Linked DNA regions of Homo sapiens: region 2 is linked to region 1. A link is a loop called in an ENCODE intact Hi-C map of the cell type or tissue named here. Cell type or tissue: A673. All regions are shown on one strand. Each heading gives the region's core, and the rest is flanking DNA. Links, peaks and the distances in the headings are about the cores only.

Evidence for each region. Hi-C counts contacts between places; a loop is a spot of excess contacts. Peaks named below come from ENCODE experiments on the same cell type or tissue, not always from the same donor. Only the 100,000 strongest peaks of a DNase experiment are listed, where the experiment ranks them.
Region 2: it touches region 1 in a loop (10-fold over the local background); 3 of 110 quality-filtered maps call a loop at or near these places.

The regions. Positions count from the first base shown.
Region 1 is chr4:66,688,762-66,696,537 of GRCh38, forward strand. No RefSeq gene overlaps it. Among named protein-coding and RNA genes, the nearest start is that of MIR1269A, 420 kb to the left of the region's middle. In A673, for the core only: no CTCF peak of the experiment used is centred there; no DNase peak of the experiment used is centred there.
Region 2 is chr4:65,581,105-65,583,604 of GRCh38, forward strand. The region is part of intron 3 of EPHA5 (EPH receptor A5); the gene reads right to left. Among named protein-coding and RNA genes, the nearest start is that of EPHA5-AS1, 88 kb to the right of the region's middle. In A673, for the core only: no CTCF peak of the experiment used is centred there; no DNase peak of the experiment used is centred there.

The DNA.
Region 1 (7,776 bases), core at 2,589-5,088:
TTACAAAAATTAAAGAGAAAAGCCTTAAGATGTCACTAGGTAGGTAGATACTCCTCTGTATCTACAAACAGTTCTGTGATATGTAATTGTTAAAAAGTATAGCATACGATGCCCTCTAGTGATTCGTATGAACATAGAAAAAGTCATGTAGACTGTCTCAGCTATCCAGATCTGTATATGGATTTCTTTTGTCATCATGCAAAATCTGTATACTGTTTTCCATTATTTCATTATTTAGATTATTTAATAGCCTCGATGTTTACACTTTGGTTTATTATTGCACAAGTCCAAGTCAAACTCTGTTCTCTATTCTTTATAAAAACAAACAAGCAAGCAAAAACAAACCTTAACAAAATGTAATAACATATGAAATTCTCAGATGAGAAAAAGAAATATTTCACTTTATTTTAGTTACTTGTAACTATATTTTTGTGGAGTGCTTTTAACCAAAGAAGTCATTAATCCAAATGTATGTCTATTAAAAGTTAATCAACTTTTCTTAACTTAGTATTTACTGAATATAAGAAGTGACAAGTGAAATTGAATACATCTTGAAAAGGTCTAAAATAATACATACTGGTAATATACAGTTACTATATCTAGCAGAATTGCCAGAGATGTTTGCTAAAAGCATCTTTGTCCCCAAATCTGACTCAGGATATCTGGGAATGATGACAAGTAAGGTACATTTTTATTTGGTTCCCAAGTGATTCTTGACCATTTCAAATACTGCCCTGCTCTGGGCCTTTCCAATGCCTTTTCGTATCATCTCACATTTCCCTTTGCTAGATTAACATTTCCTATCTTTAGGCATCACAGTTTTTTATGTATGGCCTTCAAGTAAAAATACTTTGAACATATAATTTTATCACCGTTCATGATTTTTCTTAGGCAACATTGTCTCTTAGAATTTTATCTTAATTTTATGTAACAATTTAGGCTCTACATTATGAGATTTCATTCAAAGTAATTAGGTTTCTAAAGAAACAGGAGGCCTTCCTAACTTACAGTATATCACAAGGAAAAATGTTCTACCATATCAAGCTAGTGAAGATATTATTTTAAAAGATTTAAAAGTTATAATTATTTATTAGTTGGCACTAGAGAAATGAAAGATGCAAAATATTTCAGGGTAAAGTTTCATTTAAAATTATTTCAGTAGTATTTACTTTTATGTTTGATAAATTATTTTGAAAACATGATTGATAAAGTTGCTGACCTACGAAAATCAAAGCCTAACAAATATTTACTCGTCATTTAAATTAGGAATAAAACCATGTAAGAAACCTGTAAAACCTGAGTTTTAGCTAAGAGCTTACTAAAATCAGAGCCGGAATTAAATACTGTATTTGGAAATTGTTAAGGTGAAATAAAAAAAGAAAAATGAATCATATTTCCCATGGCATTGTTGCCAGTTTTCCTATGATGATCTTAAAATATCTTCTATTATAAAATAACATAGTAAGAGGAAACATTTTAAAACCAAGTCTAACATTTAACTTGAAATTCCCATTCTATACATGGGAAATTATAAAATACTGAAGATACCTTGTGACTGAATAAGCTTGGCAATTTTGTCTCAAAGTGAGGCTCCATCTACTGATGCTAAAACAAGCCATTTATGACATTTATAAGCAGTTAATTCGATGAAAACCTAATCATTTACGTTAGAAGCTTGTAAACCAATAAACCATAGCTAATCTTACTAAAATGTTGTTTTCTCACACTGCTCATGCAAAAATCAACACAACTAGCAGAAGCAGTCCTCATTATAAACTCCAGTAGGACAGTTTTGTTAGCACCACCTAACTTTCTTACTACCCACCCTCAGGCTCTCTGAAAGACCATTTTACTCTCTTTCCCTCACATCGTAACACAAACATACTAAATACCTGCTAAGTATGGGAGAATTCTGCAAGACTCTGCAGTAGATTTCAAGGTAATACGCATATTAGCCTCAGGTCATCAAAAAGTTTTCAACCTCAGATGAGAAGTGACAAAATAAAAGAACTAAATATAATAGAAAACCAAAAAATAAAGAGTATTGAGAATGAGAAAATAATATTGTTGATAGTTTGAAAAGAGGCATATCACCATTTTGTTAAAATGATTAGAGATGATTCCATAAAAAGATAACATTTGAATGAATTGACAAAGAATAATTGGATATTAACAAGTAGAGATATAGAGAAAGCTTTCAGCATGTTCTTGAGAAACATCAATATAGTCATGGAGTCAGGAATGTGAGGGCAGGGTCCAGGAAAAGTATTCTGGTTTGTTCCTTTAAGTCTTAGTGTTGTGGGTTTTTTCCCTCTCTTTACTTCATGCCTTTGTTTGCTTGTACTGCTATAACAAAAACAAAAACAAAAAAGAAGCAAACAAACAAAAAACGGAGACTGGGTAATTTATAAAGAAATGAGCCTTATTTTCTCGTGGTTCTAAAGGCTGGGAAGTCAAAGATCAAGGTGCTGACAAGTTTGGTGTCTGGTGATAGCAGCTCTGCTTCCAAGATAGCAATTTGAAAGCTGCTCCCTCTGCAGGGAGTTACGCTGTATCTTCACATGGCTGAGATCTGATAAACCAAACACCTCCTAAAAGAGGTTTCACCTCCCAACGTTGTTGCATTGGCTATTAAGTTTGCAACACATGAATTTTGGGAGACACATTCAGACCATAGCACTTGACATCTGGTACCTGTACAGTCTCTTGATTTACCCACTTTGGTTCCTTCTCAGTATTTGTTACTCTTCTTTCGCTCTTTTGATGTTGGAGCTACCCAGACCTCTCTGATCCTAGGTGTTCAATGTATATTATCTCCATCTATAATTTCAATTTATGGTTTCACCTACTGTCTACATGATCCTGTTTACCAACTCTAAATCTTTAAACCTCAAAAATGATAAGTATCTAGAGTAGATGCTGGGCTGTGCCATTGAGATCCCTCTTTGAGGACTGAGGAACTAATTCGCCCAGCTGCTTGGAGTGTTGTAGCTCTCATCTAAATTCTTTCCAAGAATTACATTCATTAGAAAAAATCTGCTTTGTCCCAGGTCATACTTGCTCCCTGGGGAAGCCTGCCTCCAACAACTTCTGAATATAGAAATACAAAGGTCTAACTTATTATTGGCAATATTGGACAATTCCGAAGAGCCATTCCAAATCCAGAGCTTTCCTGAGATGGGGTAAGGTCTATTTTGAAAATGTACCTCAGTTCAATACTTCAATTGCATAACTTTACTTCCTCCAACCCCTTAGTATATTTTGATCCCAAGGGTATTCCCTGATAATTTGTCTGCATGCAAACCTTCACCTCAGAGTCCACTTTGGAGAGAATCTGACCTTTTGCAATGTCTTGTTGTACTATATCCCCTTCTACTTTGGTAACATAAGGGCTTATTAAAATTAAGATACTAAAAATTAAGCTCATTATCTATTTACCTAAAATATTCTTACCCATTTGTTTTGTTTTGGAATATTATGTACCATACATGCCAGTGGTGCCATCCTCATGTATACCCTTGTTTTTAAAACATCTACTTTATCTACAGTCTGAAAGGGGCTGTCCTATGTACTCCAAGGACTGACGTTAACTCAACCAGGAGTAGTCACCTGATTCAATCAATCAGGAATTTGAGATAGAACATAAGACAGAGACACTGGGTTAGTCGAATACTGTTTGGCTCTAGAGTGTAAGTAACATTGGAGCCAGATTTTATTTCATGCCAAGCCCAAATCAAAAAACATCTAACTTTATGGAAGAGACAATAATATAAACCTTGCTGAAGAAGCCAGACTACAAAGGGAGCAATAAAATAAATTGGTGGAGGAAACATAAATGAGAACTCACTTAACCTAAGAAATAGTGACGGGTAAGATAGAAGCCTGATTAAAGCTCCCCTGTATGCAGACTTACATTTTAGAAATTGGTTTTCTAAAATTACCTTGAAACCTTACAATACATTTCCCATCAAATAAAGCATTATAAGACATATCCCCTGCTTGGTAAACAGCACCACAATCTATCCATTTGTTTCCATCAGAAACCTGAGAGGGATTGAGGCCCTTTACTTATAACACAGAGCAGAATAGCTGAAAGAAAAAAAATCCTTCCATTTTTGTTGCCACTGTTCTGTCTCTTTCTCTCAAATCCTATTACAATTACCTAAGCTCAGAATTTTCCTATTCTTTGTCTGTCAATACAAATACACTGCCTAAGATTCTGATTCTGGTCTTGACCTTCTCCAATCTGTCCTTCATATTTATGAGTGTTTTCACTTACGTAGTAATCTGATGGCATCATTCCCTTATTATAATAAAAAATTCTTTCAACTTCATTTCTGATATAAAACACAAACTGCTGTAATAGTTTACAATGCACTTTCTTATGTGACTCTATCCTATCTGCCTAGCAACATCTCCTATTACAAAGATTGCTTGAATTTCTAATCCACCATTAGCCATTCCATAGTTTCAAAAACTTGCCATACTTTCTCAAGTTTTCCTTCCTTGTGCATTCTTCCCACTGCTCAGAACATTCTCCATCATGCTTGTGGAAAACTTCTATTTATCCTTAATCTGTCCAATTAAAAGTTTTGTCATTTTTTTAGCCAACTAGGAATTGTGCTGACCTTTTAGTCACTGCTGCCTCTGCACATAGCAGAGTACGATAAATATAGCAGATCTATATCTTTATGAATTCACTGAAGCATCTTTTGCATTATGTAGACAGATTTGGGTATTGATTTTTATTTTGCAGCTTTTTGTGCATAATTCCATTATTGGAATTAATTTATTGCATTGTCATTTTTATGTGCATAACTCTTTTCAACAAGAATGAAAATGTTTTGAGGGTACAGTCCATAAACTTTCATATTGGCAAATGTTCCCCAGGAACTAACAAAGTATTTGGCATACTTAACTCAGAAATATTTGCCACATGAATGAGTGAATGCTCATAGGGTAGCAATAGAAGATAAGGCTCCACATTTTGACAAAGCTTTTAGCTCTCAATAGGAAGGCAAAACTTCTGAGGAATAAGATCCCAAAATTCCTTCTTTAGAAGAACAGAAACAATGTGCGTGGGCTAAGGGTGAGAATTTCCCCTGAAACCAGATTGTATGAAGAAGTGTGGAACACCACAAGTAAGCTATGTTTACAGAAAACAGTCTGTTCATTTAGGAGGAGGGAGTGAAAGAGACTCTGCATTATCAGCAGCTGTGCTGCCAAACAGGGGGCCAGGAGTAAGGAAATGCTAAAGGAATGTCCTCTCACACTCAATGCTGCTCCATGAAAATTATTCCTGCAAGCTGGAAGTAGAGTTCTGATTCCTCCTTCTCTAACCAACTCCCACAACCCTCCTTCCCCCACACAAACAACACTTCCTACAAACAACAGACTCAAGAGGAAATAAAGAATCAGCAATGATAAAAAAAGAAGAGGCAAAGAATCTATGCAAAACATTGCAAAAAGAATAAAAGAAGCAGGCAACACAAGAGGCAGATGAAGACAACATAGAAAAAAATAGTGCAAAGACATTGTGATGACATCAAACTTAAACAACCAATTTCATAAGACCTCAAACGGGAAGTATAGCAGCTCAGGAAGAGTATAATAAAAAAAAATCAGATAGAATGTGAGCTAGAGAAAATTTTTAAAAAACTAGATAAAGAAAATTACCACAGGAAAACCATATTAGTTGCACCAGAAAGACACAGCTTGAAACAGTACGTTTCAAACCCAGAAACAAATAGTTTTAAATGTAATTTTAAAACATATTTTTAATAGGAACAAAAATAAGCAGACAATATTATGAATTCCATATTAAAGATTTCTCAGAAAGTCAAATAAAAAAGTGAAATGGTAAAATGTATTTTGGAAATCAGATTACAAAATAAACAAAAGTGAATGGTGAGTTAAGAAATCTAATTTGAATAAAAGCGTTACTTCTATCTTAGCAGGCTGGAATGTTCTGAAATGCTATTTTCTTCATTGCAAAGGATACGAAGCATGGTTCCTCCCTAAGGATTCTTACCAGATAGGAGCGACACTAAAATAATTTTACTATACAGTTGTTTATAAGCCTAAAGAAGGCAGGATGGAAAGGCAGCCAATGACCTTATCCCACAAGGCTATGAGAATGTATTGTTATACTGCCAGGTGGACCTGGCAGAGTGTCTGAAATTACATAGGTAAACAATAAATGTTAACTTTCAACTAAGCTGTGGGAGTGCTTTTTGCTTGTGTATATGCAATACACATGCACATAAATACATGTAAATACATAATGTCCATGTGTCCGTGATTGCATTTTGATACAGAGAGTATTGGATAATGATGTTGATTGCAAGCAACAGAATCATTATGATTAATTTAAGCAGAATAATAATTTATTAAAGGATTTAGCCAACTCATAGAATCATTGAGGTCTGGAAAAAGATTCTGGAGGCAAGCCTTACAGAGACATAATCACATTCCAGAATTTGTGTAGTAAAGAAACTGCGGCCGAGCGCGGTGGCTCACGCCTGTAATCTCAGCACTTTGGGAGGCCAAGGCAGGCAGATCACGAGGTCAGGAGATCGAGACCATCCTGGCTACGGTGAAACCCTGTCTCTACTAAAAATACAAAAAATTAGCCGGGCTTAGTGGCAGGCGCCTGTAGTCCCAGCTACTCGGGAGGATGAGGCAGGAGAATGGCGTGAACCCGGGAGGCGGAGCTTGCAATGAGCCCAGATCGTGCCACTGCACTCCAGCCTGAGTGACAAAGTGAGACTCCGTCTCGGAAAAAAAAAAAAAAAAAAAAAAAAAAACTGTCACCCCTGCGGCTGTGATCACCAAGTATCAAATGTCAGGAATTCAACTTTTCTCTTACAAATATTACAGAACTGGGGACACATTTGCATCAAGAACTTGGCCAGGCACTCACTGCCAGCCCAAAAGAATTAAGTTAATCTAAATTGAGACTTACATGGAAACATCTGCATCTTTACTGAAAGACATACTGTTTACTTGAGGTTTTAATTCTATATTAGAGATGATGATTTTATTTTGTTTGCTTGTTTTGAGACAGGGTCTCTCTCTGTCACCCAGGCAGGAGTGCAGTGGTGCAATCTTGGCTGACTGCATCCTCGACCTCCTGGGTTCAAGTGATCCCCCGCCTCAGCCTCGTGAATAGCTGGGACCACAGGCATGTGCCACCATGCCCGGCTAATTTTTTAAAAAAAATGTTTGTACTGATGAAGGTCTCCCTATGTTGCCCAGGCCGGTCTTGAACTCCTGGGCTCAAGCGATCCTCCCACCTCTGCCGTCCAAAGTGCAGGGATTACTGGCCTGAGCCACTGCACCCAGCCAAGATGCTTGAGCATTTTATAATGTTGAGAATTCACTACATATAGAAAGGCAATAAAAAAAAAAAGAGTAGAGAGTGTTTGATAAGTGTCCACTGTATGCATGCATACCCGTCCTCCAGTTTTCTCCTAATGTTATATTAATAACTAACTCACAGGGTTGCTGTGAATATTACAATATATTTTATATGTAGTCTTTAGAAGTGTGCCCTGCACATAAATACTACCTAAGTGTTCACTATCTTTCCTTCCGTCTACTTCCTTTTCTTCCTTTTTGCTTGGACCAATAAAGTAAATGGGTAAATGTTAATGTTGTTATTAAGAAAAATATTGAATGAGAATTATAATGGAGGTTTTTTAACCTGCAGCATCTTATAGATCATCTTCAGCTTTGTGTCCATTTTGGCATTGATTTCTCTTTAAATTGTTGACA
Region 2 (2,500 bases), core at 1-2,500, 1.1 Mb before region 1:
ATCGTTTGTTCTCCCATTTATTTAGCCCACAACAATTTGCTCCTTTGGTGACTCGGGTCCTTTTCCTTTGTCTTGTCACTTCTCTAAAAGTATATTGTTCTTTGTTGAAGATGCTCTATATGCCAGAGTTTTAAGCATCTCTTTCAGATTTACTCAGTTTTTCTCTTGGGTCTTTTTCACGTATACATGAAGTATGTATACATGTTAATAAACTTCCGTTTGTTTTTTTGTTCTTGTTAATCTGTCTTTTGTTACAAGGGTCTCAGCTAAGAAGTCAAAAGATTAGAGGGTAAATTATTTTTACATATCCTACAAAGTCAATCTCTTATTTTAAAGACTAACCTCCTGAAGTCCTAGCAAGCAAAGCGATTTACCCAAATTGGTCTATTTCTGGCAGAGGTGGTATTTGAAACATGGGTCCTTATTTATCAGTCTGGGTTCTTTGAAACTTAACCTAATGTTTTTTCACTTGACAATTTTATATAGATTATGTTGACTAAAGGTAATGAATCTTAAAATATACCAGCCATAGGGACATTTTAAATTCTTGTTTTATCTTAACAGTTACCAGGTTTTGAGTTAGAAATGTCTTCAGCGCACTTTACTTCCTTAAATAAAATATAGGCTTGAACTAGTTAACTTATTGGCATGAAAACTCTTTAGTACCAATTTAATGGAAGGTTTCTAAATGGGCAATAACTTGGTTTATATGCTAAAGTCATGAAGTAACTGTCCAAGAGTTTTAACCATGTTTTATTTGTAATTCTTTACACATAGACAATTGAAATTCTGGTAAAGTAATTTACTTTAACAAAGTTTAACTGAAAAGGCAGGAAGTATTCATGTTTTAATAATGTGAACATTTTTATGTGTGTGAGCACCTTTCAACATCTTTTGTCTTTGTTGGTTTGCTTGTTTTGCTGTAGACACTATGAAGCATATAGAAATGGTCCTCCTCCTCAATCCCTCAGGAGCTGGGTTGCATTAAACATGTCTGGATATTTTAGGAAAAAATAAATAAAAGGAACTCCTCAGTGTGTTCTGAAGGAAAAAATAATTTAATAACTTGAAACCAGGACTGTTACTGTGATAAGATAGATATGTATAAAAATTTCCATATGACAAACAATTTATGACTAATTTTCAAGACGCCACAATTCTATTCTTAGACTGAGACAAGGGAGTAGGTATTTTTAACTATACCTTGTATAACTTTCCATTTTAAATTTTAGATCTGAACTATGACGAGGGAAACTGTGCATCAGATAAGCAAAGTCAGGTATTCTTTGCTCATAAAATATCTTGTTTTCCTCTGGATGGCAAAGACTCAATCATTTTTGCCTGGACACCAAAAGGGACTAGCAATTGGGAAAAAAAAAAAAAAGAAAATCCAGAAGTATTCCTTTTCTTACTCTATGAAAAAATTATGGGCAAATTATCAAAAAAAAATAAACTGAAGTGCTTTCTTGAAGTTGAAATTTTCTGATAACTCTTCTCCAGATGAGTGAAGGTTACAGATGTCTATGAAAATAACTTGGGTATTATCTGAGGAAAGAGGAAAAAAATGAATTCCAACATTTCTTGCAACTTACTTGCAGCTGTGTTGTGTGTGTGCAATTTTAATTATGTGATTTCTGAAAAAAGAGGTAAAGGAGAAAATTGCCAATTTACATATATTTACTCAAAAGTCTGCAAAGGTATAAAATAAAGTAAAATGACCATTGGAATTCTTGCTGGTTGGCTATCATTTGATTCTATAACTTAGAATTACATAATAGATGATAATTTCTGTATTGCCTTTGACATTACCTCCACATTTGCTTTCTTATTATATCTTTGTCTCTTTTAAATAAGAGGAGGAGAAATATAAAAACTAGAATTGAGACAAGATTTTTTTGTTTTTAATCTACAATTGAATTCTTATTAAATTTTAGGCAATAGGTATGTATTCTTACTTGCAAGTGTACACAGTTGTTCATTAAATTCATTTAATAATATGTTTAAGGTATAAGCCAGGTCTATCTGCTGTGATAAATCATGGACAAAATATATAAAATTCCTGCTCTCGGAGAGTTTATATTCTAAGGAGAGAGGAAATTAATAATATAGAAAGAAAATTATAAAATCAACATTTAATGAGAAACTCTTGCCACTAAACACAAATATTATTAAAGCTTTCTCTGTAACATAAAGAGAAAATTAATTTAAAAGTAAAAAAAGAAAACTAAAATAAGCAATAACAATCTATGTTCATTGCCTTGAAAATTCATGTTCTCCTACCGAAGAGGAGGACATTCGTCTTTAATCTTACTGTGTAGTTTTCTAGATTGGAATGGCATTTTCTGAATATTTAAAGTACACGAATCAATTTATATATCACCAATAAAATTCAGTAAAATTAAACATGACAATAGTTTATCAAGGTTTTGTTACAAGAAAAACAACAATTTGTAGTTGATAAAGACCCCACAGAATAAAAGACTGATTGCAATGATGAATA